Linked DNA regions of Homo sapiens: regions 1, 2, 3, 4 and 6 are each linked to region 5. The links are chromatin contacts, found by Hi-C or POLR2A ChIA-PET in ENCODE. All regions are on one chromosome and are shown on one strand. Each heading gives the region's core, a stretch centred on a gene start or an enhancer-like site at or near the end of the contact. The rest is flanking DNA. Distances are from core to core; before and after follow the strand shown. Region 1 has its middle 19 kb from the start of LINC01480. Region 2 holds the start of LINC01480 (long intergenic non-protein coding RNA 1480). Region 3 holds the start of MEGF8 (multiple EGF like domains 8). Region 4 overlaps PCAT19 (prostate cancer associated transcript 19). Region 5 holds the start of RABAC1 (Rab acceptor 1). Region 6 overlaps LIPE (lipase E, hormone sensitive type).

Evidence for each region. Hi-C counts contacts between places; a loop is a spot of excess contacts on that map. ChIA-PET counts read pairs that join two places held with the same protein, here RNA polymerase II (POLR2A). Pooled maps may share reads with other maps.
Region 1: a pooled map shows a loop between it and region 5 (3-fold over the local background). The contact joins the enhancer-like site here to the promoter of RABAC1 in region 5. A Hi-C loop is called at or near these places in 2 of 168 maps with a recorded cell type or tissue (OCI-LY7 and sciatic nerve), 6 of 37 single-sample maps with no recorded cell type and 9 of 50 pooled maps. POLR2A ChIA-PET finds 5 or more read pairs at or near these places in 1 of 52 experiments (GM12878).
Region 2: a pooled map shows a loop between it and region 5 (7-fold over the local background). The contact joins the promoter of LINC01480 here to the promoter of RABAC1 in region 5. A Hi-C loop is called at or near these places in 1 of 168 maps with a recorded cell type or tissue (OCI-LY7), 10 of 37 single-sample maps with no recorded cell type and 12 of 50 pooled maps.
Region 3: a map of ascending aorta shows a loop between it and region 5 (4-fold over the local background). The contact joins the promoter of MEGF8 here to the promoter of RABAC1 in region 5. A Hi-C loop is called at or near these places in 3 of 168 maps with a recorded cell type or tissue (ascending aorta, chondrocyte and naive thymus-derived CD4-positive, alpha-beta T cell), 2 of 37 single-sample maps with no recorded cell type and 17 of 50 pooled maps.
Region 4: a pooled map shows a loop between it and region 5 (3-fold over the local background). The contact joins the enhancer-like site here to the promoter of RABAC1 in region 5. A Hi-C loop is called at or near these places in 2 of 37 single-sample maps with no recorded cell type and 4 of 50 pooled maps. POLR2A ChIA-PET finds 5 or more read pairs at or near these places in 1 of 52 experiments (GM12878).
Region 6: a loop to region 5 is called in a pooled map, with 2.6 times the contacts of the local background. The contact joins the enhancer-like site here to the promoter of RABAC1 in region 5. A Hi-C loop is called at or near these places in 9 of 50 pooled maps. POLR2A ChIA-PET finds 5 or more read pairs at or near these places in 2 of 52 experiments (B cell and T-cell).

The regions. Positions count from the first base shown.
Region 1 is chr19:41,551,813-41,556,671 of GRCh38, forward strand. It overlaps a transcript of CEACAM21 not described here. Among named protein-coding and RNA genes, the nearest start is that of LINC01480, 19 kb to the left of the region's middle. Within about 2 kb of position 1,394, at least 5 of the 41 ENCODE cell types and tissues checked have a DNase peak (open chromatin) inside an H3K27ac peak, as active enhancers do; they include OCI-LY7, where a contact is called at or near this core.
Region 2 is chr19:41,533,746-41,538,596 of GRCh38, forward strand. LINC01480 (long intergenic non-protein coding RNA 1480) reads left to right here and starts at 1,753. Exons shown (of 3, transcript NR_110724.1): 1 at 1,753-1,856; 2 at 1,969-2,038; 3 at 2,856-3,159.
Region 3 is chr19:42,324,365-42,328,975 of GRCh38, forward strand. MEGF8 (multiple EGF like domains 8) reads left to right here and starts at 1,271. Exons shown (of 42, transcript NM_001271938.2): 1 at 1,271-2,066. The coding sequence starts at 1,880. It overlaps TMEM145 (transmembrane protein 145), which reads left to right. Exons shown (of 15, transcript NM_173633.3): 15 at 373-700. The coding sequence ends at 453. RefSeq lists silencers at 1,197-1,386, 1,427-1,566, 1,787-1,856, 1,867-1,936.
Region 4 is chr19:41,453,225-41,458,220 of GRCh38, forward strand. It overlaps PCAT19 (prostate cancer associated transcript 19), which reads right to left. Exons shown (of 3, transcript NR_136334.1): 3 at 945-3,263. Among named protein-coding and RNA genes, the nearest start is that of ERICH4, 13 kb to the left of the region's middle. Within about 2 kb of position 3,536, at least 6 of the 41 ENCODE cell types and tissues checked have a DNase peak (open chromatin) inside an H3K27ac peak, as active enhancers do.
Region 5 is chr19:41,955,715-41,960,876 of GRCh38, forward strand. RABAC1 (Rab acceptor 1) reads right to left here and starts at 3,607. Exons shown (of 5, transcript NM_006423.3): 1 at 3,523-3,607; 2 at 3,022-3,234; 3 at 2,572-2,669; 4 at 1,304-1,405; 5 at 969-1,220. The coding sequence starts at 3,578. The coding sequence ends at 1,132. RefSeq lists silencers at 2,815-2,884, 3,335-3,584 and an enhancer at 3,695-3,984.
Region 6 is chr19:42,415,695-42,420,741 of GRCh38, forward strand. All of the region lies in intron 1 of LIPE (lipase E, hormone sensitive type), which reads right to left. All of the region lies in intron 1 of LIPE-AS1 (LIPE antisense RNA 1), which reads left to right. Among named protein-coding and RNA genes, the nearest start is that of LIPE, 9.2 kb to the right of the region's middle. Within about 2 kb of position 3,798, at least 3 of the 41 ENCODE cell types and tissues checked have a DNase peak (open chromatin) inside an H3K27ac peak, as active enhancers do.

The DNA of each region.
Region 1 (4,859 bases), core at 144-2,643, 410 kb before region 5:
CTAGAACCCAAAACCGGTCAGTTGGGGAGGAAGCCTTCAAGGGCCACATTTTGGCTGGGAAGGAGGACAGTGAAGCTCTACCGCCAGGCAGGAAGCCCAGCCAGTGTGTTCCCAGACCAAACTCAGGGTCTGGCTGCTATTTCTCACGGCCCAATAACGAGATGCAGATAAACTGGGGAGGAAGAGAGTTTTTTATTTCTGGAACCGGTTACAGAGAGAAGGCCCAGAAAATATCTCCAGACCAACTGTAAATTACAAGGTTTTCCAGAGCTTATATATTTTCTAAGATGTATGTCTACGTGTCAGTGTGCATTTATCTAAAGATATAAGTGATTAACTTCTTTTAATCTGTAACTCTAGTCTAAGTCTTGGAGACCTTTCTCTGGAGCCTCAGTACATTTACTTAAATCTAAATGAGTCCAGGTGCTGGGGCTATTACCCTGACCTTGTCTCCTGCTCAATCACAGAGGTTTGGGGGGGGTTCCTTTAGACCCCCAATGAACTTGTTTGTGGAGGCCTGGCGAGTTTCTTCAGACCCCCAATTAAATTTGTTTAATCCTAAACAGGTCTGGTTAAGAATTCCTTCTTTGTTTTGTCATGCTGTAAGGCCCAGGAAAGGCCTAGGTAAAACCCTTGGTGGGCTTTTGTTACATTCTAGCCTTTGTAGAAAGGCGCTGGCACTTTCAGCTTTTGATACTGAACTTAACCACTCAGTCAGTACTGAAGTAGTTGTGATGGGGACCTCCATTAGTGAAATCTGGCCTGCCACAATCCCCACTGTCAATTTGCGCATGATTTCTATCATGCTTGTATATTTATTTATCACAAGAATCATAGGGAGATGGAGCATTGTAATCTTTCTGGCTACTTCCTGCTGAGAGGGGGTCATCGTTATGGGGCACCGAATGCAGCACTGGAGTGGAAAAAGTCGATTTGTTCCCAGTAGCACTCTCTGTTTCGGGGGTGTAGAGGCAGCACCTGCTAAAACATAATAGTAGGCAACAGCAACACATATAAATAGGTTGCTGCTACTTCCTTCAGAAGTTTCGGTTGTCTAGTCTTCAGTTCACAGGGCTTTAAGAAAGCACAGCTTAGGTTTCAGTGATTTCCAATTAAGAAAAATGGGGAAAAAGGGAAAGAAAAAGGAAACAAATGAAAAGATTATTTAGGAGACTTGTAGCCAGAGAAATACGAATTTAACCCAAACTGTAGAAAATAATAAAAACTGAATGCCAGACTAGAATTTAAAAACAGGTGTACTATAGTTTCCAAAAGTTTTTGAAACATAACTTCCCTCTCTCCAGTTACCCTTTTTTGTTGTTGTTGTTGAGATGGAGTCTTGCTCTGTCACCCAGGCTGTCGTGAAGTGGCACGATCTTGACTCACTGTAACCTCCGCTTCCCTGCCTCAGCCCCTTGAGTAGCTGGGATTACAGGCACCCGCCATCATGCCCGGCTCATTTTTGTATTTTTGTAGAGATGGGGTTTCACCGTGTTGGCCAGGCTGGTCTTGAACTCCTGACCTCAGATGATCTGCCCACCTCAGCCTCCCAAAGTGCTGGGATTACAGGAGTGAGCCACTGCACCCGACCCCAGTTTCCCGTTTTTACTAAAGACAAATTACGACAGGACCAATTTGCTTTATTATGCTTTGCCACTTTATTTGTACGAGGTGCAGCAAGAATAATTATTTTTCACATAGGCTTTTAAAATTGGTTTTAATGGGACTTTGTTTTATAGAAGGAATCTGAGATAAGACTTTTTAAAGCTGAGCCCCTGCCATGGATTTCTACCATCAAATACATATGGTTGGGTGAATTCCTGTCCTCTTGAAGTTTCAAGATAACTTGGGATTCCTGACCTGTCAGAATGTGACATTCTTTTCTTCCCACAGATCAGTAACCCTGTACAGGGACTGTGTTCACAGGATATAAGGTCAGTTTTCCAAAGGCTTTATTAGCTCCACAAGTCAAGTTTGATTCCTTAAAGGAAAGCACAGCATTCTGGTCAAAACCTTGGTAAAATAACCAGTTTTTCAAATTGTGTCCTGTTACCAAAGAAAACACATTCTTATTGCACTTATGCAAATAACTATATTGCCATAAATTAAGAATACCCACAAATAGTTTCCAAATTCTGGGGAAATCGGGTAGAGAGAAACAAATAATGCTCCAAATGGTGTTCATAGGAGTATATTTTGATTAATCGTTAAAAGCTGTCAATAGCTCAAAAGAAAATTTGCCTTGACTCTGAAAAGCAAAACAAAGGATCAGCAACGTTTTAAGCAAAAAGTCAAAAAGATCACTTCAGCCTCCTATTAGTTCACTTCATGCAGTTAATTCCTGTCCTGCTTGATATCAATGAACATTTTAGCTCTCCAAGTGTCCCGAACATTTTTCCTCTCTTCTGATGTCACAATCTCCAAAGTTATCAAAATTTGCATTTAAGAGCACCTGTTAGGGCTTTATAGCTGATTATAAAATTACCTTCTAAAGAGGGCCAAAACAAGGTAACATGTGTATATGGGTGACTGAACGTTTTAGGGTAGTCATAGTCAAAGACACAATTGACAAGGAAATCTGTTACCTCTGTGGCCCACAATAATTTAACATGACAATTATAATTATGACTGATAATGTACACTGAGATATAGCAGAATTATAGGAGTCTCCCATAACTTTGGAACCCTCATCAATAACATATTTATAGAAATATAGCCCAAAGAAAGCTAAAAATCATTTTATATTTCACAATGCTTCCTGTATGATTTTTGTACCAAATAAGCCAAATTTCACCTTTACATTAGTGTACTATTAATGTTAAACCTAATTCTTAATAAAACCTGATAGACATATTTACCCAATTTTAATGTTTGACCATAAGGTAACATTTTTATAGACTTTCTATAACCCTTTACAATTTTTGTTAAAGAGCAGGTTAGTGCTCTAAGAGAAACCCATTGTGTTTTTATTTCAATGCTCAATTTACAGAAATGCTGAATTATACCCCTTCAACTTTAGTCAATATGTTTACACACAAAAATATTTTAATTAATTTTTTCATAAACCTTTCACAACTTGCTTAAACATTTAGCTTTATTTTATCCAACTTAAAGCAATTCTTTAACCTTTTAATCTAGGCAAAAAAAATCCATCTTCTCATAAGAGCTTTAGAGACTCTTAGGCTTCTTTACTAGGACAGCTGAGCTCTAAAGCATGTGAACTTCACCCACCACAACTGTTTGCTCCATCTCAAGCTCAGAACCCTGCCCTGTCTGCCTAACCACAAGTGAGTATTTCCTGCCTTGATTTCCTGACATTTCTATATTTAATTCAGCTTGTTAAGTTCCAAGAAATCCCCTGGCAATTTTTATTATTGACCTCTTCTTCTTTGCACAGGTATCCAACCCAGTATCTACAAATAAATGCTTCACTCATCTACTCCTTTCATGAAACATTGCAAATCTTTTTCTTACTAGTGCTTGGGCTTGCTTTTTTTTTTTTTTTTTTTTCTTTGCAAGGAAACATATAGATGAGCCTCAAGAGATTTAGAAATCTTTTCAGAGTAACCAGCTGAATGTCAGAAAGTCATATTTGGAGGCCAATCTAGTTAGATTAGATAAATAGTTTTTAATTTTAACAAACTGTCTTCCTTTTCTAACTGGACCTCTGATCTCACAGAAGCCAACAAAGTATTTGCAGTTTATAGGATCTAATTTTAAAATATGTGAAGAGTAGGCACATCTGGAAGGCAGGGCATCTAGATCTTTGAAAATCAAAAATCCCGAATTTCACATTGAATCTGAGGTCTCTAAAAGAAGGGACATGCCACAAGACCAAGCCACACAATTTTTCCACACTGCACAATGCTGTAGAAACATGTCTTCAAGGCTAGTAGCACAGCAACAATCAGCCCACTTTTAATCAGACCATCCCCAAAGGAAATCATATTCATTGGTGGTGTTTTCACAGCCTTTAAACTGTGTCCAAACTGCACCTTTCTCATCTAAACTTGCAAAGAAACAAGGAGCCCCCTGCAATCACAACCATTTATTGCAACGGCTCTCAGCCATCTCCAAACTGCAGCCCTCACCAGTGACCCAGCAGCCGTTGCACTCACAAAGGACGTGTCTCTCACAGTACAAAGTAATGCCTGGTACTCACAAAACCAAAGCAATCAGCCAAGATGAAATAAAAGAGAGCAGAGCTGCAGACCTGGAGGAGCCTGTCCCTGACTCTGGACTCCACAAGGAGAACAGGAGACCCCCAAAAGGGGTGAGTGGGATCTTTTTGTGTATTTCTCAAGGAATTTCAGAGTCACTTAAAATTCCCTCTAGATCCCTTCATGTGATACCAAAGATGCCAAAAGGAAGGTAAAGAAGGGAAAAGAAGAAGTACATGGGAGAGGAATTCCTTTTAAAAAGAAGTGAGCAGAGGAACCAAGCACCTATTTGTTTTAATTCAAAATCTAATTTTATTTTGTCAAAATTTCAACTCTTATTATAGATTCAGGGGGTACATGTGCAGGGTAGTTACATGGGTATATTGTACCAAGCAATTAATTTCTAAAACGGAGTTTCACTCAAATCCAAATATTTTTCAAAACAGGAGGCAAAAGAGAAAATCCAGAAAGACTGTATGTACATATAATTAAATATTAGCTTTTCATGAAGCCGACTTCTGACCATAGAGCTCTTTGAAAAAGAAAAATAAAACCTTCCAGATCTCTTATAATCAGATTTTAGCCAACACAAAGAATTGCGATTTCCACTCTTTAAACTTTTTTTTACCAAAGGTAATCTCACCAATACTAAATAGGTAAAAAAGTCAAATGCCACGCAAACATTAAACCAAAGGCGCT
Region 2 (4,851 bases), core at 503-3,002, 420 kb before region 5:
TGGGTTAAAACAGGAGAATCTTTTATTGAGTGCTCTCAGGCCCAGCAGACTCACGTCCAAAGACAGGGCCTGGAACAAAGACAGCACTTGACTTTTATACACACTTCACAAAAGGGGGTGGGCCAGCTTGAAGCAAGCTTACAGTGGTGTGAAAGCAGGGATACAGAGGCAGGAAAAAGACAGTTAATCAAATTGTAACAGGTTCATAACTCAGGATTGCACATAACTGTTGCTATGCAACCCAGATGTCTATTATCTAGGTTTTGCTCTAAAGAGGCTTGCATTGGTTTATCTTCACTATGGTGCCTAGAGAGCTGTAGTTCAGGCCTGCTCAGGCTTCTCATGACCTTTGCCATACTTCTTAGATAAAACAGAATACTTGAAGTTACTAGTTAAAGAGAACAAGAATCTATAAACTCATACCATAAAACAAAGGAAAATTTGTTTTTCTTCTCCCTACATTGAAGGAGTGCTGGAAGAGTCTCCAGAATACAATAAATAATATTATCAAGACTTTTCCTGGGTCTGGGCTGTGCCTGTTGCTGCCTCTGGGACAAGTTAGCTTAATACAAGAAAGCTTATTTCCCTTTCTTTTTAATTTTATTTTTCTTTAATTTCCCACCTCAGTTTTACTTTGCATTTCCCTGAGAATTTTTAATAAGTAAAATACTTAGAAATATACTTAACCAAGTAGGTTAATGTAAGTTTCCTACAAGGAAAACTACAAAATAGTGCTGAAAGAAATCACAGTTGACACAAACAAATGGGAACACATTATAAGCTTATGAATAGGTAGAATCAATATTGTGAAAGTGACCATACTCTCCAAAGCCATCTACAGAGCAGTAGAATTCTCATCAAAATATCATCATTCTCCTTCCCAGAACTAGAAAAAAGAATCCTAAAATTTATACAAAACCAAAAACGTGACCGCATATCCAAAGCAATACTTTGCAAAAAGAACAAATCTGAAGGCAGGCTTTAAATTATACTACAAGGCTACAATCACCAAAATAGCATGATACTGGTATAAAATATGCACATAGAGCAATAGAACAGAATAGAGAACCCAGAAATAAAGCCAAATGCTTACAGACAACTAATCTTCAACAAAGTACACAAAAACATTAATTGGGGAAAGGATACTTTATTCAATAAATGGTGCAGGAAGTATAAAAATAGGCACATAGAGCAATGGAACAGAATAGAGAACCCAGAAATAAAGCCAAATGCTTACAGACAACTAATCTTCAACAAAGTATGCAAAAACACTAATTGGGGAAAGGACACTTTATTCAATAAATGGTGCAGGAAGTATAAAAATAGGCACATAGAGCAATGGAACAGAATAGAGAACCGAGAAACAAAGCCCGGTACTTTCAGTCACCTGATCTTTAACAAAGCATATAAAAACTTCCATCTAAGACCTGAAAGTCTAAAAATGCTACAAGATAGCATCCAAAAAGCTTTTCTAGACATTGGCTTAGGCCAAGTAGTCATGACTAATGCCCCAAAAGCAAACGCAAAAATATAAAAATAGAATAAGATCAATAGGACCTAATGAAACCGAAAATCTTCTGCAAGGCAGAAGAAATATCAGCAGGGTAAACACACAACCCACAGTATAGGAAACAGTAGTCACAAACTAGGCATCTGACAAAGGACTAATGTCCAGACTCCAAAGGAACTGAAAGAAATCAGCAAGAAGAAAAGGTGCCATTTACCACCTTCCTGACTCATTGGCCAGAACCAATGTTAGTGGAATTAACATATGCCCCACCCCAAGTGACTTCTAAAGGGCTAACTCACCACAAGGGAGTCAGAGCAGATCTTGGACTGAGACCTACAGGACACAGGTACTGCTTTTTCTCTTTTATTTGTTTTAAATTTTATTTATGTTTTTAGATCAAATAGTTCAGATTGCATTGGTTTTTAATCTGCTGTTGTTGGATTAACATATGCTTTAAGCGACTCTTAAATAGGTGGCTCACCAGGAGAAAGGCATAGCAGAACCTGGACTGAGACCTACGGGAGACAGGTATTGCTTTTTCTCTTCTAATCATTTTAAATTTAATTTACCATCTTTCATCAAATAGCTCCGATCATATCATTATTTTTTCTTTTCTGTTTTGTTGGTGGTTTTATTGGTGGAGTTTTATTTTACTATTTTAGAAAAGCAGTCTTTTAAAAAAGACTTTTAAAAAGTTTTATTACTCTTTTTTTTAAAAAAATTATGTTTTCCCTTGATGTGCTTATTTCCTTTATAAAGATCATCACCATTAAATTACTAGGAGATACTGCGGCTGATTTTGTCATGCGTGAGATAAGAAATTTTTTGCCAAAGCAATTAGTGATGAGTGCAATGGAAAAATCCGTGATGATCTTTTAAGATGATTAACTTTCTAATCCAGAAAATGCTGCTGTTTGTACTGAACAAAATAGCTTTATTTTTATATGACCAGGGGTACATAAAATGCTTCAAAACAACACATAATTTGGCAAAAATACTATGTCTTGCCAGCCAGAAGAATAAGTGTGGTTTTATTTCTATGTATATGTCTAGTACCATGCCTGCACTAGAGTTGGGAAATTTTAAAAACATCACCTATTGATACAGAAGAGAAGTGCTGGGAAGGGAAGGGCATGGTCCCTTTGAATGATACAGAAAAGGTGAAGGAAAGTGATGGGTAGAGGAGGCCGGGGTCCCTGGCTAGGGCTCCAAACCTGGGCTTGTGCCCCTGGACCTAGATGAGGACAGGCATTTTTGTTTTCCTGACCAAATGTTGCATTTCCCAAGATCACCCTGGCCCACCATGCCCTATCCTGTGCCTAAAAAAACCCTGGGACCCTAGCAGGCAGACACACAGGAGGTTGGACGTCGAGAGGAGCACATCAGTGCAAGAACACATGGGTGGCTGCCACTTCTCTCCCTTTCCTGAGAGGGAAAAACTCTCGACGCTGAGAGGAATCCACCAACAGGCACCAGCACTCTGGCAGGCCACCGACCAATGGATTGACATAGAGTTTGGCTGGGGCAGCCAGAGGAGAGCCTGGGCCGCTGAATAACCCGACTTCAGGGGAAAACTATTCTCCCTTTTGGCTCCCCCATCTGCTGAGAGCTACTTCCACTCAATAAAACCTTGCACTCATTCTCCAAGACCACGTGTGATTTGATTTTTCTGGTACACCTAGGTAACAACCGCGGGATACAGAAAGCCCTCTGTCTTTGGGTTAAGGAATGGGTCTAATTGAGCTGGTTACCACAAAGCCACCTATAGATGGCAAAACTAAAAGAGCACATGGTACCACATGTCCACTGGGGCTTCAGCAGCTGTAAACATCTACCCCTAGATGCTGCCATGGGGTTGTAGCCCCACAACTTGCCAGTCTGTATGCTTCCCTAGAGGTTTGAGCAGCGGAGTACTAAAGAAGCAAGCCACACCCCCACTCCACCTCCTGTGAGGGGGACAAGGAAACTTTTCCCATTTCAACTGGTGGCTCGTCTGGGATCTCGGAAGGTGAGTGTGAGTGAATGGGAAACTGTTGGGCCTGCCTTTCTTCCAAAACTCTGCCACTTCTCTCCCTTTCCTGCAGGTAAAAGACTCTGTTTTCCTTTCATCTCTTTTCTCTCTCACACATTATTTGAAATGGATCTTATCTCTTCCTTTATAATGTTAAGAGTTTTGCTACAGGCTGAGGCAATGTTACTAAGTAAAATGAGCATTTGGCTCAGCCGCCAAAGGTGCAAATCAGACCAATTTTTCCTAGAGGTGCCATGTATGCCTCCACCTTGACAGCCCCAGGCATGAGCGGCTTCCAGGGCACCTCTCCTTACCCTTTTCCCTCCCAGCTCCAGCACCTAGGCATGCCTGCAGCAGGCAAAGGCCACACCCAATAGCCATGAAGGGGCAGGGGGAGCAATGTCGCAGAAGTGTCTCCCTCCACTGCCTGGGATGAGGGGGGTGTGAGAAAACCGATGGTAGCCAGGACCCTACAGAGTGCTTCTCACCCACTGCATCAATGGAACCTTTCCTTCCATGGCCAAGGAATTCAACCTGGTCTGAACTGGGGGAAGGATGGGAAAGTTATAAGGATTAGAGGGGCCCACTTGCACTAAGCAAGGGGTTCTTCCCCCAGCATTCCCCACTTTTTGCCTCTTTAACTGTTTTTCTCTTTTTTTCTTTTCTAAGTGAGAATCCCCACCGCTCTGTTTCTAATAGGGAAGTTAACAGAGGAGTGACCCCTGCTGGCTGATAATTGCAAATTCAGCAGGGCTTATTTGAGGCACTAAATGGATATAAACAGCCTCTGAAATGCTTTTTCAGTCCCAAACTCAATTCCAAGCTTCAGGCTGAGGCCCTAGAAAGAGAAAGCAGGTCTGAGGAATTCAAAGCCAGGCAACAGGCACAATGTAAATGGACAGGACCAATTCCTGCTGACTGAACCCCATCCCACAGAAGGAGGCCATGCCTCATGGGATAAAAAGGCCCAGGGAACTCAAAGTTTTTCAACAGCAGGGAGAAAAGGAAACATAGGTGAGGGCAGTTAATTCCTAATCTCCAGGTTCTCCCTGCTTCATGGGTACATACCGCATTTGTACCTGTGGCCGGCACCTGCCAAGGTTGCCAGGGCGCAGGGGTAAGAGGTGGAAAGTGAAGTGAAGATGCTTGCTTTCCCTCCCCATCACACCCTGAGCTTTTTGCCAAAAGAAGGAAGGGAAATGAGGAACACCTCTATTCCCTGTCTTTCAGAATGGGCAGCCAGTTCTCCTCACCACCCCCAGCTTGTACTCCCCTTGAGTGTATCCTGAACCATTGGGACTGTTTTGACCCTCAGAATCCAGAGGAAAAG
Region 3 (4,611 bases), core at 21-2,520, 370 kb after region 5:
TCCCCCCCACTTCCCGCTCGGTTCCCCAAGGCGGCCGACTCGGGCTGGGACGGCCCGACGCCGCCCTACCAGCCGCTCGTGCCCCAGACGGCAGCGCCGCACACCGGCTTCACCGAATACTTCAGCATGCACACGGCCGGGGGCACTGCACCCCCGGTCTGAGCACCCCTGCCCGCCCCTGCCCCATGGGCCATGACCGGGCCCCGGCCGGGCTCCGGACCCCTGCTTTATCCCGGCCCGAGAGCTCGCCCATCCCCGGCCTTCCCGACCCTTCCCACCCCGCGCGCCCAGGTTGGGTACGCTGCGTCCCGCCCCCCTCCCCTCTGTGCCAAACGGTCCCGCGGGAGCCGCTCTCCCCGTCCCCTCCCTCAGCCCCTGCCCCGAGCGGCGCCGGATTCTGGGCTCCCGCTGTTCCGTGACCTCCGGCCCCCTGGCCCCCTTCGAGACCTCTGACCCCGCTGGACTCCGGAACACCCGTGGTGACCGCCGGGACCCTGCCTGTGACTCTCCAGGACTCTGCGACCCCGGGATGGATATTGCGATGCTGGTCTCGACCCTGAAACCCTCCCTCGGATCTGTGACCTCGGACCCGTACTCCATCTGCCGCATCTCCATTCCGGGGGCCTTCCCTCGGGTCCCTGGCAGAAAGACATTTTACCCCTTCTTGCCAAAATAAAAAAGGATTCGTTTTTATCTATAACATGGCTTCTTTTGCATCTTGATGGTGTTCAGCGGCGGGGCTGAGCCAGAACTATGTCAGGCTCGGGACCTCAGTGTGTCCATCTGTGAAATGGGAATTTGGAACCGGAGGCAGGGGCCTGTATAACCTGATCTTTATGTTGCCCCAGAATGTGGGAACATTGAAGATGATCAAACATCTAGCAGGGTCTTGCACCGCTCCTTTATTTTTGCCTTCCTTTCCTCACTCAGAGGTAGAGGCGCCCTCCAGTGGCCCATGCTTTGCTGAACCACAGGCACCCAGAGTTTGGGTTACGATCTTAGCACTGCGCATATGTGTATTTCTCTCCCTCCAGGAGGACGCTGCTGCGCATGCGGTTGGGAACAAATGGGCGGGGATTTCCCCGGAAGTCTCCCTTTATGGAGGGTTGGGGTTGGGCGCTCCGCAGTCCTCCCAGGGCCGCTCTGACCGGCCGCTCTGTAACTTCTCGCCTCCTCTTCGCCGTCCCTCCCACAGCGGCTGCTCGGCTCCCGCCCCCTCGCCCTCCCACAGCGGGTCTTCCCGCGGCCGCTCTGGCCCAAGCGTCCCCTCGTCTCTCTGATCTGGCCCATCCGGCTTCGGAGGGAGGCGAGGGTGGGTGAGCAAAGGGATTGGGTCTGTGGGGTCCAGGCCCGAACCCCTGAAGACGGGCTCCGCCCCCGGCACCCGCTCGCGCCCCGCCCCCGGCTGGAGGAGTCTCTCCTGGACCATCCGAACCTAGCCTGTCCCGGCCCGCAGCCTCTATGGAGGCTCCTGCCGGGCCGTAGAGCCCTTCGCCCCCTGGGGACCCACCCGTCTATAAGGTCCGTTTGGCCTGCAGCAGCCTGAGTCCGTAATGCTGGGCACTGTTCATGGGATCGGCCCCCTATGGAGCCCTGTGTCTATAGGGGACTCCTACGGTCCCTAGGGTTCGGCCCCGTCCATAATGACTCCATATACAGGGCCTTCCATCGCTCTATAGGGCTCAGCCCTCGGCTTCCAGAGCCTGTCAGCAGTGGCCGTACCCTTCGCCGGGACTGCCGGGTCTCCGGGACCTCTTCGATCTACAAGGTCATGTTATGCCTATAGAGGTCGCATTTGCAGGGCCTCACCCCGGGTAGAGGGTCCTCTCCAGGTTTTTACGGCCTGTCCCCGCTCTAAGGGTCAGTGCAGGAGGCGGCGATGGCCCTGGGCAAGGTTCTGGCCATGGCACTGGTTTTGGCCTTGGCCGTGCTGGGGTCGCTGTCCCCTGGGGCCCGGGCGGGGGACTGCAAGGGGCAGCGGCAGGTGCTGCGGGAGGCGCCAGGCTTCGTGACGGATGGTGCGGGCAACTACAGCGTCAATGGCAACTGCGAGTGGCTCATCGAGGGTGAGTGGGGCCGCGTGGGTCACTCACTAATTCGCTGGTAGTTCATTCATGTGTGCATTCATCCACTCACCACATTCCCAGAGCTCGGTTCTGGTCCAGGCCTTTTGCTCTAAAATGCCTGACACCCAGGGTTGCAGCCAACCTGGGCCCTGCCCTGGAAGGCCTCCAAGTCTGGTGGGGGAGATGCACCTACACCCAGATTTACAATTACAAGACAGGAGCATCAGTGCCGGGCCTTCTGAGTAACTGTTAAGAACTCAGGGTCTGGGTCCAATCATTTGGCTTTGAATTTGGTTCTACTACTACTACTTTTTTTTTTTTTTTTTTTTGAGATGGGGGCCTCACTCTGTCACCCAGGCTGGAGTGCAATGGTACCAACACAATTTACTTACTGCAGCCTCGACCTCCTGGGCTCAAGTGATCCTCCCACCTCAGCCTCCCAAGTAACTGAGTGTGTAGAGACAGAGTCTCACCATGTCGCCCAGGCTAGTCCTGAACTCTTGGGCTCAAACGATCCTCGCACCTCAGCCTCCCAAAGTGTTGGGATTGTAGGTGTGAGCCACTGTGCCTGGCTTCTTATTATTAGCTTTGTGACTTTGAGCAGGTGGTTTTCTTTCTCTGAGGTTCTGTTTCCTTCCCCCACAAATGGGATAACAACAGTACTCACCTCATAGAGTTGTTGGAATGAAATGAAAACAGGTATTTAACATGCCTGATGTGTGGCATATAGTAACTGTTCAATAAATGGCATTAGGATTATTGTTGTTGTTATTTGTGAAGTACTTCAATAAAAGCATTTTTCTTCAGTCATTCATGTGCCAGACATTATGTTTCCCATTGGACATAGCCCAGACTGAGACAGCTCCAGCAATCCCTGGTGACTTAGGTCTTGGAGTCTAGTTGGGGAGACAAACACATTAATAGTGAGAGACAAGAGTGGTCTTTGATGGAGGAACCCCAGAGGCCTGGGAGAGCCCAGAGAAAGTGCCTGATCTGGGGCCGGGGAGAACAGAGAGGCTTCCTGGAGGAGGAAATGTCTAAGCTGAGACTTAAAGGACCAATAGGAATCTGTCAGGAGTGGGAGGAAAGGCCCCAGCCCTACCCTTCTGGGCTCCCAGTCAGTGGGAGAGACAAACCCACTCCGAGGCTGTTTGTTTTCCTTTTCCACCCAATAAACTCCTATGCATGCCTCAGAACCCTGCCCCAGTGGCTCTTTCTCTGTGAAGACATGTGGCTTAACCTGGGGTATAGCTGAGATCAGAGGCATCTGTACGAGGGAGCAGAAGGGCATTCCAGGCAAGAATAGCTGTGCAAAGGCGGGGAAGCGGGAGAGTGATGCTTTTGAAGAACTAGAAATCCAGTGTGTTAAAACATAGAATACTGGCAGGGTATGGTGGCTCATGCCTGTAATCCCAGCACTTTGGGAGGCCGAGGCCGGCAGATCGCCTGAAGTCAGGAGTTTGAGACCAGCCTGGGCAGTATGGTGAAACCCCATCTCTACTAAAAATACAAAAATTAGCTGGGTGTGATGGCGCGCGCCTGTAGTCCCAGCTTCTCAGGAGGCTGAGGCACAAGAATCACTTGAACCTGGAGGTTGCAGTGAGCCAATATTGTGCCACTACGCTCCAGTCTGGGCGGCAGAGCGAGACTCCATCTGAAACAAAAACAAAAACATAGAATACAAGACAACGAATGAGCCAGAGGCTGCAGGGTGGGAGGAGCCAGCAGGTGTAGGGCTCTGTGATTTTGAGCTGTATCCTGAGGGCAATACAGGGGTGAAAGAGAAGTTGAAAGGCAGTACCTGCAGAAGCCCAGGAAGGCCTCACAGAGTAGTGGATGTAAAAGCTGGCCTCCAGACAGGGGAGGTCCTGGGCAAAGGCCAGAGGTGTGACAGAGCCTGGATCATGCAGGGCCTCCCTTGGGAGGCTGTGGAGCTTTGTCTTTGTCTGGGGGCTCTGGGGAGCTATGGAAGGGTTTTGAGCAGGGAGAGGACATGATCTGATTTATGTTTTAGAAGATCTCTCTGGCTGCTGTGTGGGGTATGGATGAAGGCCTGTTTCTCAGTGATAGCATGTCTACCTGTTCCCAGCTTGGGGGCCATTCCTGTCAAGCTAGTGGGATGAGAACAGAATAGGAAGTGTGTGTGTGTGTGTGTGTGTGGCGAAGGGGTCTGTGTGCTGGATATAAATCACTCTCTGGCCTTAAAGAGTCCCAGACTGGTTAGGCCAGGTGCGGTGGCTCACGCCTGTAATCCCAGCACTTTGGGAGACCAAGTGGGGCGGATCACCTGACGTCAGGCTTTAGAGACCAGCCTGGCCGACATGAAGAAACCCCCTCTCTACTAAAACTACAAAAATTAGCCCTGCGTGGTGGCGCACATCTGTGGTTCCAGCCTGGGTGACAGAGCGAGACTCTACCTCAAAAAAAAAGAAAAAACGTCTCAGACTGGTTGGGAATGGTGGGGCTGGACACAGATATTCAGCCCCCAGTGTGTTCACTGAGACAGTGCTCAGGGCTAAGAAGGAAAGTGGAGGGGTGGGGTGGA
Region 4 (4,996 bases), core at 2,286-4,785, 500 kb before region 5:
GCATTGGGCCAGGCACAGTGGCTCACACCTGTAATCCCAGCACTTTGGAAGGCTGAGGCAGGAGGATCAACTGAGGTCAGGAGTTCGAAACCAGCCTGACCAACATGGAGAAACCCGTTTCTACTAAAAATACAAAATTAGCTGGGCGTGGTGGTGCATGCCTGTAATCCCAGGTACTTGGGAGGCTGAGGAAGGAGAATCACTTGAACCCGCGAGGCAGAGGTTGTGGTGAGCTGAGATTGCGCCATTGCATTCCAGCCTGGGCAACAAGAGTGAAACTCCGTCTCAAAAAAAAAAAAAAAAAAAAAAAAGATGCATTGCAGGAGTGCGCTGGGGAGCTCGAGGAAAGCAGCGAAGACCAGATCTGGCTGGAGACCCTCTTAAGTCTGATCCCAGGGAGGCTCTGGAGCATGCACCGCAGCACAGAAGGGGCCTCACCTTGGTCGCTCTTATATCTCTGTGCTAGCGTGTCCCTGGCTGTTGGCTGTTCTCAGGAAGGAGGTGAATAGCAACCACCTGGACCAGGTGACTGCCCTTCAGCTGAGGTCAAATCTCTGCAGGAAAATCATCTATGAGGTAGGAATGAGCATCCTGGAGAAGGGGACCTGAGCAGTGCACCCACAGTAATTCCTACACTGTGTAAATGTCTTTAAAGAAAAGTCCAGGGCTGGGCATGGTGGCTTATGCTTGTAATCCCAGAACTTTGGGAGGCCAAGGTGGGGGGATTGCTTGAGCCTAGGAGTTTGAGGCTGCAGTGTGCCATGATTGCACCACTGCACTCCAACCTGGGTGACAGAGTGAGACCCTGTCTCTAAACAAAACAAAAAACAAAACAAAACAACACCCCCAAACCCCCAGAACATCCTGTTTTGAGCAGGCCTATGCAAATTTACTCCCAAAGGCCAAAGAAGCTGAGAGTCTGAAGAAGAGGCTGACAAATCAAATTTCTGAAGTACAAACATTTAATATTGCTTAAAGAAGAGCAGGCATGTTTGGGTGGCAGGGAGATGAGATGGTGGAATCCCACACTGTTACCTCCCAGACCCAAGGCTTACATGCAATAGGATAGAATGGTATAAAAGCCCTTTTATACTGTGGGTTATACAAGGAATTGAAGTTGATTGCTTAGAAGAAGAGAAGGATTTGACTAAGGGCAGGGTTTAGGTGAAAGTAGTAACTGTAGGCACATTTCTGGAGCTGGCTTTCATCAGAAGTCAATTTGGCAGGTGAGCATCCAAGATGAAGTGTCCTTATTCTCCACACTCCATCCCCCTAATTCGGCTCTTACAATCTCACGCGCCTTCCTCTTCCAAGATGGTCCCTGAGCCTTTAGGCAGGGAGGTTGGGGTGAACATGCTGCATCAATGTGTTTTCTACTTTTTTAAGCAGAGGCCACAGCAACACTACAGCAGGCTTTGTAGAAATCATCAGCAGCCTTTGTAGAAACAGCAGGCTTTGTAGAATCATCTTCAGAATACTGTGATTTTGGTTAATTCAGAAGTACTACAATGAAAGATCTATAACATTAATAATTTGAATAGTAGGAATAGAATGCACACAGGATTACAATAAAAATTGTTGTTGCATTAGAAGCCAACTAAAACTATCATAAAGAAAAAGAAAACCCATTTATTCCTTGGATACTTGTAGTCAGGAAATAATTCAGAATTTAGACCAAATTGCAGGTAAATAATAAAAACCTCAAAAACAATGTTTAGGGCTAGAATCTAATAACAGGTGTAGTATAGTTTTCTTCTGAAACCTAATTTTTTTTATCTTCAGTTTCCACATTTCTATGAAGGATAAATTGTAGTAGGACCAATTTATTTGCAAAATAAATTTTAATTTCATTATACTTGGTCTGATTATTATTATTATTATTTGAGACAAAGTCTCACTCTATTGCCCAGGCTGGAGTGCAGTGGTGTGATCTCAGCTCACTGCAATCTCTGCCTCCCAGGTTCAAGTGATTCTCCTCCCTCAGTCTCCCAAGTAGCTGGGATTACAGGTGCATGCCACCATGCCTGGCTAATTTTGTATTTTTAGTAGAGACAGGGTTTTATCATGTTGCCTAGGCTGGTCTTGAACTCCTGATTTCAGGTGATCCTGCCTCAGCCTCCCAAAGTGCTGGGATTGCAGGCATGAGCCACCGTGCCCAGCCGTGGCCTGATTATTTGCAATAATGTGTAGAAAGAATAGTGATTGGCCATATAGCCTCTTTTAAAATTGGCTTTGCTGGACCTTTCACAAGTAATTTTGGACTAGATGTTTAGAAACATCAAGGGCAGGAAGCAAAACCAATAATTTGCCATCAGACTGTGCTTGTAGTACCTGTATAACCATGCAACATGTTCTTCTTGCCCATTGCACAGACAAAACCAATTTACTGAGTCCGTGGTATTGCAGTAGAGAAGGTTTAATTAAATCAGAGCAACCCAAGGGGTAGGACTGGGATTATTAATCAATCTCCCTAATAACTCAGAGGCTAGGATTTTTATGGATAATTTGGAAGGCAGGGGGCTAGGGAATGGTTGCTGCTGATTGTTTGAGGATGAAATCATAGGGGTGTGGAAAATGGTCCTCATGCACTAAGTCCATCTCTGGGTGGGGGTCACAGGACTGGAAATCTCAGGACCTCTGGCCATGTGACTCCTGAGAAGCAAGAGATTATAGAAAGGCAAGCTGTGGGACAATGACTTGTTATCAGTCAGCTACACCTGCATTTTAGCAGAATTCAGGCCCCTCTCATAATCTTAATCTTGTGGGCTTTCATTTGTCATACAAAGGTAGTTTCAGTCCCTGAGCAAGGAAGGGGTTCATTTTAGGGAGAGACTATTATCATCCGTGCTTCAAAGTTAAACTATAAACTAAATTCCTCCCATGGCTAGCTTGGCCTATGCCCAAGAGTGAGCAAGGGCAGCCAGCCTGAGGCCAGACACGAGATGAAGTCAGCCATGCTGGACTTCTCTCATATTCATAATCTTTGCAACAGCAATTTCACCTGTATGAACTGGGTGAATTCCCCCATCTTCTTGAGATCCCTACATAACTTGAGGTTCCTGAGCCTGTCAGAAAGTGACATTCTTTACTTTCCACAGGTGAGGGACCTTAAAAGGAAAGCATATTGAAAATATACCCAGTCTTTTTTTCTCCAAGAAGATTCTTATCAGCTCCATAAAGTCAACTTCAATTCCTCAAATAAGTCGTATTTGAATTCATTCCACTGTAAGCCTTCAAAGAGTAATGAGTATCTCCAATGGTTCCTGTTACGAAAGAAAACCGAATCTGATTGAGCTTGTGCCAATAATTATATTGCCATAAGTAAAAATACTCACAAATAGTTTCCAAATTTTGGAGAATTCTTACAGGGAGAAAGGTCAGTTTCACTCACAAAAGTATACTTGGTCAATTGCTGTTAGTTATAAATAGCTCAAAAGAAAGGTTTTCCTGATGCTTCTTCTAACAGAGTGGCAGTCTTCCAAACAGGATGTTGTCTGTTCACTTTGGAATTGCTATCCAGAGAGCAAGCAGCTCTTTGTCGGCCAGGCGAGAGCTGTTTATTAGGCACTGTAGAATCTAGCAGCATCTCGAGATGGAGCAGGGACCCCTCTTAGGGGCTTACTCGATCACCATCAGCCAGTATGGAGATAAAGGAAAATCTTGACTTCCTTCAAGGGAAATTCCAGGCATCTAGCTAGGCTTGAGAAGTAAATGAGCAACTTGATCAACGAGAAGGTAATGGTAACTTAAAACAATAGCCAAGGAAATTGGAGTCGTAACATATTTGGTTCCCTGTGAAAACTAAAGATAACATCTTAACATATGTCTCTGAGTTGTTTCCGGAAACCTGGACCCTCACCAGAAAATACTAAAAATACAAAAATTAGCCAGGTGTGGTGATGAGTGCCTGTAGTCCCAGCTACTCGGGAGGCTGAGACAGGAGAATTGCTTGAACCCAGGAGGTGGAGGTTGCAGTGAGGCGAGATCATGCCATTACACTCCAGCCTGGGCGACAAGAGTGAGACGTCTGCTAAAAAAAAAAAAAAAAAAAAAGAAAACCAAAGACATTGCTTACTCTCATCATCCATTAGTTACTCTCATCATCCAGTTACTCTCATCATTCATTTTAGTAAAGGCTCCTCCAGAAGCTGATAGCAGTCTCACTCAGATTGTACCCTCTGGTTTCTGTACTTTGTTTTGCTCCTCCCCAACAGTTACTAGGTTCTTGGTAACCACAATTCTCAGAAGTACTTTCTATTGTCCCTACATGATTTGGTCTTTGGGAGGTGGCTCTGAGCTAGTGGCTGAGACTCACATTCACTGAAATCTAAGCTTAGTGTAGCATCAAGATTGAAGCCAGCACTCTGTTTTAATTTTACTTTAGCTATGACAGGTAACAATAACTATGGGATTGAATATTACCCTTTTTTCTTATTTTGTTTGCATTTTCTTAGGCATCCAGTAAACTGACTCCTCCAAGAGTTGGATTCATTTCTAAATTCCCCAGCAAACTTTACCTTCAGTAACTGTGGCTCTGTGCCATGGGTAACTACATGGCCACTCAGGAATCAGAGGTTCCTCATTACTCACCTTTTTATTTTTTTGCTTTCTATACATTCAATTGTATCTATATCATTGTGAAAGAAAACAGAATCTCCAGGCCCCCAACTCACTATGGCTAAGGGCAAGTGAAGTTTGGAAACGTAGTCACACAATCCTGCTTTCTTTTTTCCCCAAACACATAGCTGTAATTTCACAACCCTGCGTCATTGCCGTATCATTGGGGTAAACGAGAATATCCCAGTGACACAAGGACACATATCTTCCCAGATGGCTTTCCTCATAAGTTGCTCACGCGGAAATTCCTTGTGAGCCCCTAACTCTTTCAGGAGAAATATTGTAAACAAAAAGTAAAATTCTAATCCCCCCAACCAACCGAATAGAGCCCCTTCTTGTCCAAGGGTATCCCCTGCAAACCTGAAAAACTAATTCAGGT
Region 5 (5,162 bases), core at 2,357-4,856:
ACGCCCACCTCCTGGCTGCCCTCGAGCCTCCTGGCTGCTGCCATCTCCCAGGCTATGCCCCTGTGGCTTCCTCTGCCCCAATTATTCTTCCTCCAAAGGATCTGGGCTGCTCCCTCTCTCAATTTAGGTCTTTGGTGAATGTCACGTCAGGGAGGCCTTTTCTGGTCACCCTCTTTAACCCACAACTCATTCCCGAACTTTCTCTGTGCAGAAAAGAGTTAACCTGGCAGGCTCCACAACAGACTGCTGTCCTTAGACAGGCCTGGGTGCACAGTTGGTCCTTGGCTGGGAACTTGGGTGTTGGGGGGGGGGTCTTATCACTTCCTGATAGAGTGGCTCGCTGCATCTATCTAGGCTGTTCGTGCAGGCCTAGAGTGGCTTGCTGCATCTATCTAGGCTGTTCGTGCAGGCACAGGCCTTCTTTCTGGGAGCCTGGCATTTTGGTATATGTTGGAGAGAAGGTGCTCTTGTGGCCGCCCCCATGAAACCAAGGGCGCTGAGGCTAGGATCAGAGTGTCCCTGGCTGACATTTCACACGTCACCATGATCCACTGCTGGAGGAATTAGGTGTGGCCTCTGGAAGTGCATGCCTGGTTTCCCGAGTTCACTCCATGCACCTTTCCTTTTGGCTGACTTGGCTCCATACCCTTTGATGAGAGTAAATCAGAGCTGTGAGTGCAATTGCATACTGAGTCCCCAGTCCCAGAGAACCATCAAACCTGGGGTGCTCTCTGATTCCTGAGTCCTAAAGAACCATCAAACCTGGGGGTGGTCTCGGGGACCCCCGGCACACTGTCCTTCTCAACTCTTTTCTCCTCCTGAACACTCACCACCATTGGGCATCCCATAATATTTTACCTGTTTACCTTGTCATCGTCTTGCCCACACCCCAGGTTCCACCCCAACCCTGCTCTGTGCAGTATTCCCAGCTCCACCCATAGAGACCCACAGAAGATGCTGGGGGAATATTTCCTGAATGACACCCATAACAGCTTTATTTTCAAAGGCGGGATCCCTCCCCGGGCTTGTGATGGGACGGCGCTGTGGGCCCGAGCAGCAGAGCCGTGCAGGACAGGCATGGGCAGGGGTGGGGCAGCTGGCCCGGGAGGCCGGCAGGTCCCAGAAGACACCTCACACGGGTTCCATCTGCAGCTCCTCCCCGTCCACAGCCTCAATCTGGTGGAAGGCAGCGTGGGAGCCGATGACCACCAGGGTGGCTCCTGCAGGAAAGCCGGCAGCTCAGGGCCACACTCCTGCACCTGGCTCCCACCATCCACCCCAGCTGCTCAGACCCTGTACTCACCCAGCACCCAGAAGACGGCCGAGCCCGCACCAGCCAGCCAGAAGAAGGGGAAGGAGATGCCTCCAGCCAGAGCATACTGATGCGCTGGGCTCACCTCTCGGCCTGGGGGCAGATGGCATTGGGGTGCTGTTCCGACTCTCCATGCCCTCTCCCAGAGTAACCCCTGCTGCCCCCCAACAATCCGTACAAGCTCCAGGTTCTCGGGATCGAATCCAAACTCCTCATGCCAAGGCCCTCCAGGTCCTGGGGTCACCCTGTTCCCCTGCTGTCCCCACTGCCCTCCAGAACACAGCACACCGTCCTCGCCTGCCTCAGCCCCACCCTCTGCCCTCTGCCCCACATCCTCCAGGAAGTTCCTGGGATCCCGGCTTCCTGCTCCCTAGACTAGGGCTCTCCTGCTGCAACCCTCGCGCAGACCAGGGTCTCAAACTGGTGGCCCAAGGGCCAAATCTGACCTGTGGATGTGTTTTTTGAGCTGTTTTGCAAGGATGTGATTTGTGGCTGGCAAAGTGAACGATTTCACATAAAAATACCAACTTCAGGCTTCTCATAGAAGTCTCAGGGATGGGGTCTACATGCTCTGGTGACGGTGATCAGCTGAAGCCAAGTCGTGCCTGTGCTTCAGGCACTCCCTCCACCCCAGCCCATCAAGCACATAACTTGCAGGCCCCTGAAGAGCCTGGCCTTCAGGTCTACCTAACTGTCCAATCCCAACTCCCTGACCCCACTCCAAACCTTGATTTTCCCCTGGGGGGAATTTCCCCTGGCATTTTGTTTTCCCAGTGGTCCTTGGTACTACTAGTCTGGGAACCACATGAAACATACTCCTCGGCTTCCCTCTCTAAGTTCCAAGTTCTTTCTGGTCACACCCCAGAAAGCAGGAAAAGAAACGGGAACAGATCTAGGCCAGTGTAAGGTGGCCACCTGGTGTCCAGTGTGGGCACCTGCAGCTGATGTTGGCCGCAGAGAGCGGCAAGGGGAGGAGAGAGAGGGGAGGAGTCATGTGGTTTGAAAAGGAGTAGGTTTAAGGCACAGCAGCCAGGTGGATCCTGGGTTTGAGGAATAGCAATTTGAGGGGGCTGAGACTCGATGGAAGGATCGGTTGTGTCTGAGATTTTAAGGGATCAGGTTTGGGGGATCTAGTGTACATCTAGGCTTGGGCGGACTTGGGTTTTGAAGGACTTGGATTTGGGGTCTGAGGTCTGTCTGCATTCCAAAAGACCAAGATTTGAGGGACCAAGGATTCATCTGGGCAGGGGGTTTCTCACCAAAGAGCACAAGCTTGGACTCCAAGGTGCGCAGATAGAGAATGTAACAGGCGCCGAAAAAGACAGCCAGAGCCACCAGCAACATAGGGGACGTCACCCTGGAGGAGGAGTGCAGGGAGGCAGCGGTTAGACAGCTGGGGCTGGGCCAGCCCGACGGCCCTGGCCTTCTCCACCGGCGGGCGGCAAGCTACATCCTGGAGACCAGGGAGGGCCAGGTGACATTTAGTCACACTGCATCCTGGCCAGGGTGATGGTGGGGTAGGGGACCTGGCCCTTTGGTGACAAGGTAGTCTAGCAGAGCCAATCCTTGGGGGCGGGGCCTGGGCGGTGAGAAGAGGGCCCTGGGCGGTGAGAGGAGGGACCGGGCGGTGAAGGGCGGGGCCTGAGCGGCGAGAGGAGGGGTCCAGCCGGTCGGGGCTAGTGCGGGTGCGGGGCCCGGGAGGCACTCACACACAGTACAGGATGAGGCCCAGGAACACGAACACATAGTTGCTCTGGTAGTACTCCACGTTGCGTACGAGGCGCTGGCACAGCTCTCCCAGGTTGCGGGGCCGTGAGAAGCGCTGCTGGTCCACGAAGGTGCTCCAGGGCCGGATGGTCGCGCGGCGCCGCTCCAGCCACTCCCGGCCTGCACCGGAGGGAATCAGCTTCGGCAGCAGGGTCCTGCGGGGGGTGGGGCCGGGTCAGTGGTGGACCGGGATGGAGCCCCAGACCCCCGCAAAAGAAGGGGACTAAGGGTGCCTGGACTCCCTCCCGGGACCCCAGATTCCTGTACAGCAGGCAGGGAGGGGACTAGGGGCCCAGACTCCAGGGTCCCATTAGAGGAGACCGGGGCCAACACTTCTGCGGCTCGGGGCTGGGACTCCAGGCTCTCGAGGGAGGAGGGAGGAGGGGGCCGGGGGCCCGGACTCCCGGGTCTCTGGTCCGAGGGCCTAGAGCCAGCTCGCTCACGTGCCGCTCAGCCCTTCCGCCTCGGCATCTTTCTGCTGGTCCTTCTGCGCTGCCATGTCTGCGTCGTGAGGGGTAGAGCTGCTGTAACCAGCCCGGTACCCTGAAGACCCCGCCGGCCCCGCCCGACGCCGGCCCCACCCAGCGGAGTCGACGTGGCGCAGCCCCGGAGCAGCTGGGGACTGTAGTTCTGCCGCCGAGTATTGTGGGAGTTGTAGTCCTGACGGTGACTAAGAGGATGGGCGCTATGATGGCGGTCTGACTCGCAAAACACCTTGGGAGATATAATCCCAGAAAGTGACGGCGCGCGCCTCTGGGTATTATAGGAGTTGTAGTTTCAGGAGGGTGCATGTGGGCTGTCAGGAGCGAGGGCGTTATGGGAACTCTAACGGCAGAAGCGGGCGTTGTGTACTCTCCCAGGGAAGGCACAATGGGGACCGTGCAGAGCTGTCCTTCTGACTCTAGAGGGCATAAAAAAACACCTGGAGGGCTTGCTAAAACAGATTCCTGGGCCCTAGCCCAGATGTTTTCATTCAGCAAGTCTGGGGTGGAGCCCATAATTTCCATTTCTGAGTTCCCAGGTGATGCTGATGCCCCTGGTCCATGGACTACATTTTGAGTAGAAAGATTTAGATAATTTGTGGGAATTGATTCCTTCCTCAAGAGATTGAGGCTAGTGAGGGGGCCATGGTTGCTGGAGGGGTATCTGAGGTTGCCCCCTGCCCCACCTTGTGGAGTCCCAAAGATGAATGAGTTGGGGCTAGGGACACCTCCGACCCCGCCACACACACCTTTGGAGAGAAGGGAGTGAAGTTGGGAAAGACAAAAGGTTGAGAAGTTTTGTGGGCTTTTTTGAAATGGAGTCTCGCTCTTGTTGCCCAGGCTGGAGTGCAATGGCGCAATCTCGGCTCACTGCAACCTCTGCCTCCTGGGTTCAAGCGATTCTCCTGCCTCAGCCTCCAGAGTAGCTGGGATTACAGGCGCCCGCCACCACGCCCAGCTAATTTTTGTATTTTTTTAGTAGAGACGGGGTTTCACCATGTTGGCCAGGCTGGTCTCGTACTCCTGACCTCGTGATCTTCCTGTCTCAGCCTCTCAAAGTGCTGGGATTACAGGCGTGAGCCATTGTGCCTGGCCCACAGGGCTGGAATTCTAATTGAATTCTAATGGGGTGAACCAGAACAGGGCCTCAAGAAATGTGTGTGGAAGTATAGGGAAGCCTGGGCTCCCTTAAGCAGACTGGGATCCTAATTTTCCAAAGCAGCTGGGTGGGGCTGGAAGGAAAATATCTATATGGGATAACCAGGTGACCTTTTTTTTTTTGAAAATTTTTTTAAGTAGATAAGGGATTTTGCTGTGTTGGCCCAGTAGGTCTCAAACTCCTGGACTCAAGCGATCCTTCTGCCTGGCCTTCCCAAGTATTGGGATTACAGGTGTGAGCCACCATGCCCAGGTTCAAGTGACTTTTTTTTTTTTTTGAGACGGAGTCTCACTCTGTCGCCAGGGCTGGAGTGCAGTGGCACAATCTTGGCTCACTGCAACCTCCACCTCCTCCTGGGTTCAAGCGATTCTCCTGCCTCAGCCTCCCGAGTAGCTGGGATTACAGGCGCCCGCCACTATGCCCAGCTAATTTTTTGTATTTT
Region 6 (5,047 bases), core at 2,548-5,047, 460 kb after region 5:
AGCTACTAGGGAGGCTGAGGCAGGAGAATGGCGTGAACCTGGGAAGCGGAGCTTGTAGTGAGCCGAGATCGCGCCACTGCACTCCAGCCTGGGTGACAGAGTGAGACTCCGTCTGGAAAAAAAAAAAAAAAGTGAACTAGGCTTATTGTGGATATGGAGAAAGTCTGAACGGTCTGGATAGAAGGTCAAACCAGCCACATTTCCTTAAGCCAAAGCCTAATCCCAAGCGAAGCCCTATCCCTCTTCAATTCTTTGAAGGGTGAGAGAGGTGAGGAAGCTGCAGAAAAAAGGTTGGAAGCTAGCAGAGGTGGATTCATGAGATTTAAGGAAAGAAGGCATCTCTGTAACATAAAAGTGCAGGGTGACGGCCGGGCATCGTGGCTCACGATTGTAATCCCAGCACTTTGGGAGGCTGAGGCAGGTGGATCACCTGAGGTCGGGAGTTTGAAACCAGCCTGACCAACATGGAGAAACCCCATCTCAACTTAAAATACAAAAAAGAAGCCGGGCGTGGTGGCGCATGCCTGTAATCCCAGCTACTTGGGAGGCTGAGGCAGGAGAATCACTTGAACCTGGGAGGCGGTGGTTGCAGTGAGCCGAGATCGTGCCATTGCACTCCAGCCTGAGCAACAAGAGTGAAACTTTGTCTCAAAAAAAAAAGTGCAAGGTGATGTAGCAAGTGCTGCTGGAGGAGCCGCAGCAAGTTATGCAGAAGATCTAGCTAAGATCATTGATGAAGACGGCTACATTAAGCAACATATTTTCAGTGTAGATAAAACCACCAGGTATTGGAAGAAGATGCCATCCAGGACTTTCCTAGCTGGAGGGGAGGTCAGTGCCTGGGCGCCAAAGCTTCAAGGCCAGGCTGACCCCCTTGTTAGGGGCTAATGCAGCTGGTGACTCAGTTGAAGCCGGTGTTCATTTATCATTCCAGAAATTCTAGGGCCCTCAGGATTACGCCAAATGTACTCTGCCTATGCTCTTAAATGGAACAAAGCCTGGATGACAGCACGTCTGTTTACAGCATGGTTTACTGAATATTTCAAGCCCACTGTTGAGACGGACTGCACAGAAAACAACAAAATATTTCTCAATGACAATGCATGTGGTTACCAAAGGGCCCTGGTGGAGTAGATTAATGTGTTTTCATGCCCGCTAACACATGATCTGTTCTGCAGCCCACCAGCCAAGGAGTAATTTCGACTTTTAAGTCTTGTTATTTGTTATTATTATTATATTTTTTTGAGACGGAGTCTCGCTCTGTCGCCCAGGTTGGAGTGCAGTGGCGCAATCTCAGCTCACTGCAAGCTCCGCCTCCCGGGTTCACGCCATTCTCCTGCCTCAGCCTCCTGAGTAGCTGGGACGACAGGCGCCCGCCACCACACCTGGCTAATTTTTTGTATTTTTAGTAGAGACGGGGTTTCACCATGTTAGCTAGGATGGTCTCGATCTCCTGACCTCGTGATTCGCCTGCCTCGGCCTCCCAAAATGCTGGGATTACAGGCGTGAGCCACTGCGCCCGGCCAATTTCAACTTTTAAGTCTTATTATTTGTTATTCTTATTTTTAAAATTTTTAGTTTTAGAGATGGATTCTTGCTGTGTCACCTGGGCTGGAGTGTAGTGGCACGATCATACCTCACTGCAGCCTTGAACTTCTGGGCTCAAGTGATCCTCCTACTTCAGCCTCCTGAGTAGTGGGGACTACAGATGGGCACCACTATGCCTGGTTCATTTTTTTTTTTCCAGGTTTTTAGAGACAGAGTCTTGCTATATTGCCTAGGCTGGTTTTGAATTCCAGGCCTCAAGAGATCCTCCTGCCTTGGCCTCTTGAGTAGCTGGGAGAGTCACTGCATCTGGCTAATTTTTTGTGTTTTTTAAGAGACAGGGCTGTGTTGCCTAGCCTGGTCTTGAACACTGGACCTCAAGTGATCATCCTGCCTCAGCCTCTTGAATAGCTGGGATTACAGGCATGTGCCACCATGCCCAGCTCTAAGTCTTATTAAATAATAAAAAATAGAAATACATTTAGAAATACATTTTGTAGGCTGGGTGCAGTGGCTCATACTTATAATCGCAGCACTTTGGGAGGCCAAGGCAGGAAGATAGCTTGAGGCCAGTTTGAGATCAACCTGGGTAACATAGTGAGACCCTCCCCCTCTACAAAAAATAAATAAAAAAATAAAAAAACAGAAATACATTTGATAGCAGGAACAATGGCAACAAAGGATTTAGACTATGACATAGACTTGGCTGATAGAGCACCAGCAGGCTTTGACAGGACTGACCCCCATTTTTTTTTTTTTTTGAGACAAGTTTCGCTCTTGTTGCCCAGGCTGGAGTGCAATGGTGCGATCTCAGCTCACCGCAACCTCCGCCTCCCAGGTTCAAGTGATTCTCCTACCTCAGCCTCCTGAGTAGCTGGGACTACAGGTGCCTGCCACCGCGCCTGGTTAATTTTAGTATTTTTAGTAGAGACGGGGTTTTACCATGTTGGCCAGGCTGGCCTCAAACTCCTGACCTTGGGTGATTTGCCCACCTCGGCCTCCCAAAGTGCTGGGATTATAGGTGTGAGCCACCGTGCCTGGCCTGACCCCAATTTTGAAAGTTCTACTGTGGACCAAATGCTATCAAACAGCATCACATGTTACAGAGAACAGTTTTGTGAGTGAATCGAAGCAGAAAAGTTCATTGTTACCTTATTTTAAGAAACTGCCACAGCCACTTTCTACAACCACCACCCTCGTGAGTCAGCAGCCACCACCACTGGGGCAAGACCCTCCACCAGCAAAAAGATGAGGATTTGCTGAAGGCTCAGATGATCATTAGCATAGTATGGGGCCAGGCGTGGTAGCTCATGCTTGTAATCCTGGCACTTTGGGAGGTCAAAGCAGGAGGCTCACTTGAGGCTAGGAGTTCGAGACTAGCCTGGGCAACATAGTGAGATTCCGTCTCTACAGAAAAAAAAAAATTAAAATATGTACATGGTATTTTTAGACATATGCTGTTGTACACTTTAATAGACTACAGGATAGTGTAAACATAACTTTTCTATGCACTGGGAAACCAACAAATTTGTGTGACTCACTTTATCAAGTGGTCTGGAATTGAACCCCAAATATCTCTGAGACATGCCTGAATTTATATTGTTTGCTCTCTGATTCCCTCACTAGATTGTAAACTCCCTGAGGGCAGGGACTTTTGCCTTTTTTATTCAGCCTTTGGACAGTGCCTGGTGCACTGCCGCCCCTTGGTAAAGTGGTAGCATCCATGCCGGTAGGGATCTTTTAAGATGAGGAGTGGGGGCCGGGCGCCGTGGCTCACACCTGTAATCCCACCACTTTGGGAGGCTGAGGCCGGTGGATCACCTGAGATCGGGAGTTCGAGACCAGCCTGGCCAACATGGAGAAACCCTGTCTCTACTAAAAATACAAAATTAGCCGGGCATGGTGGCGCGTGCCTGTAGTCCCAGCTACTCGGGAGGCTGAGGCAGGAGAATCGCTTGAACCTGGGAGGCAGAGGTTGCGGTGAGCCAAGATCACACCATTGCACTCCAGCCTCGGCAACAAGACAGAAACTCTGTCTCAAAAAAATTAAAATAAAATAAATAAAAAGATGAGGAGAGGGGACATTTCCAACAAAACAAGTGACTGCACAAAGGAGTGGGGAAGGGGCTGGACCCAGGCCCTAGGGACTCCAGAGCTCTGCCCTTTGTCCTGTTCCAGGCGGCTCCCCGAGGACTGGGCTGGGTGGAGCTGGCAGGAAGGGATGCTGAGGTTGCCAGCAACTCGCCAGGAATCCCTGGCAGAGGGCACTGGGGCAGGGGTAGGCCCACTGGGGCCGTGGGTAAGGACTAGGGGAGAGGTAGGGCAGAGGGGATTTGGCTTTGGGTGGTGTCCCACTGACTGGGCACTGGACCTTTCTTTGCCCTGAAGAGTTTCTGGACAGCTGAATCCGACTCCTGGGGACTGAGCAGGGGTAAGGAGGGCGGTGGGGAAGGAAGTGGGGTGGGGGTGGATGGGGGATGGAGGAAGGGCCAGGTGTGGGGCCTGGGAGGAAGCAAAGGCTTCTGAAGCCAGGAAGCCTGGAATCAGATGCAGGTGGGGACAATGAGTGGCTGGATCCCCGAGAGTGTGTGCATAAAAGAGCAAACGTTGCACCAACAGCCTCTGCGTGCCTGGTCTCTTTCTCTGTGCGTGTGTGTGTTTAATTTAAAAATAGGGATCGAGTCTAGCTGTGTTGCCTAGACTGGTCTCGAACTCCTGTGCTCAAGCAATCCTCCTGCCTTGGTCTCCCAAAGTGCTGGGATTTCTTTTCTTTTTTTTTTTTTTTTCATTCTCAAAGGAGGTGATGAGATTTCTTTATGTGTTTTATGTGAAGTGACTCATGTCGCCTGCCCCACAACCTATGAGGGAGAGACCATTATCATCCCTTTTGGCAGATGACAAAATTGAGGCACAGAAAGGTGACATAACCCCCGGGGTCACACGGCCAGCAGGGGGCAGCTCCAGGGCAGAGCTGCTGATCTCTGCTGTGTTTCTGTGTGCTGCTCCCTCTGTCTGTGCTTCAAAGTATATGCTTTCTGGTCGGGTGTGAGTGTGTCTGGGGTTCACGTGTACATATGTACCTCTGCAGGTATGTGTCATGGCTGGCGTGTGTCCTGGCCTGTGTCCGTCGGCACTGGTACATTTGAAGGTATGAATGTTTGTATGCCTGTGAATGTATCTGTGTCTCTGTTTCTCTTGGCCTGTGAGCTTGTGTGGGCGTGTTTGTTTATGTATGAATGGATATACATGCTTGTGCGTGTCTTGGTCTCTGTGTGTGTGTTGAGAACAAACCTCTCCCCATTTGCTCAAGCTGGAACCCAGGATGTCATCCTGGCCACCTCCCCACCCCCCAACTCCCATGCAATCCATCCCCTAGTCCTGCCCACTATGCCTACTAAAGGCCTCTGGAACCTGGCCCTTCTCCCCACCTCCACTGCCTCCTCCCTGGTCCAGGCGGTAGCATCATTACCTGGGTGACTATGACAGATCTTTATATATTTCT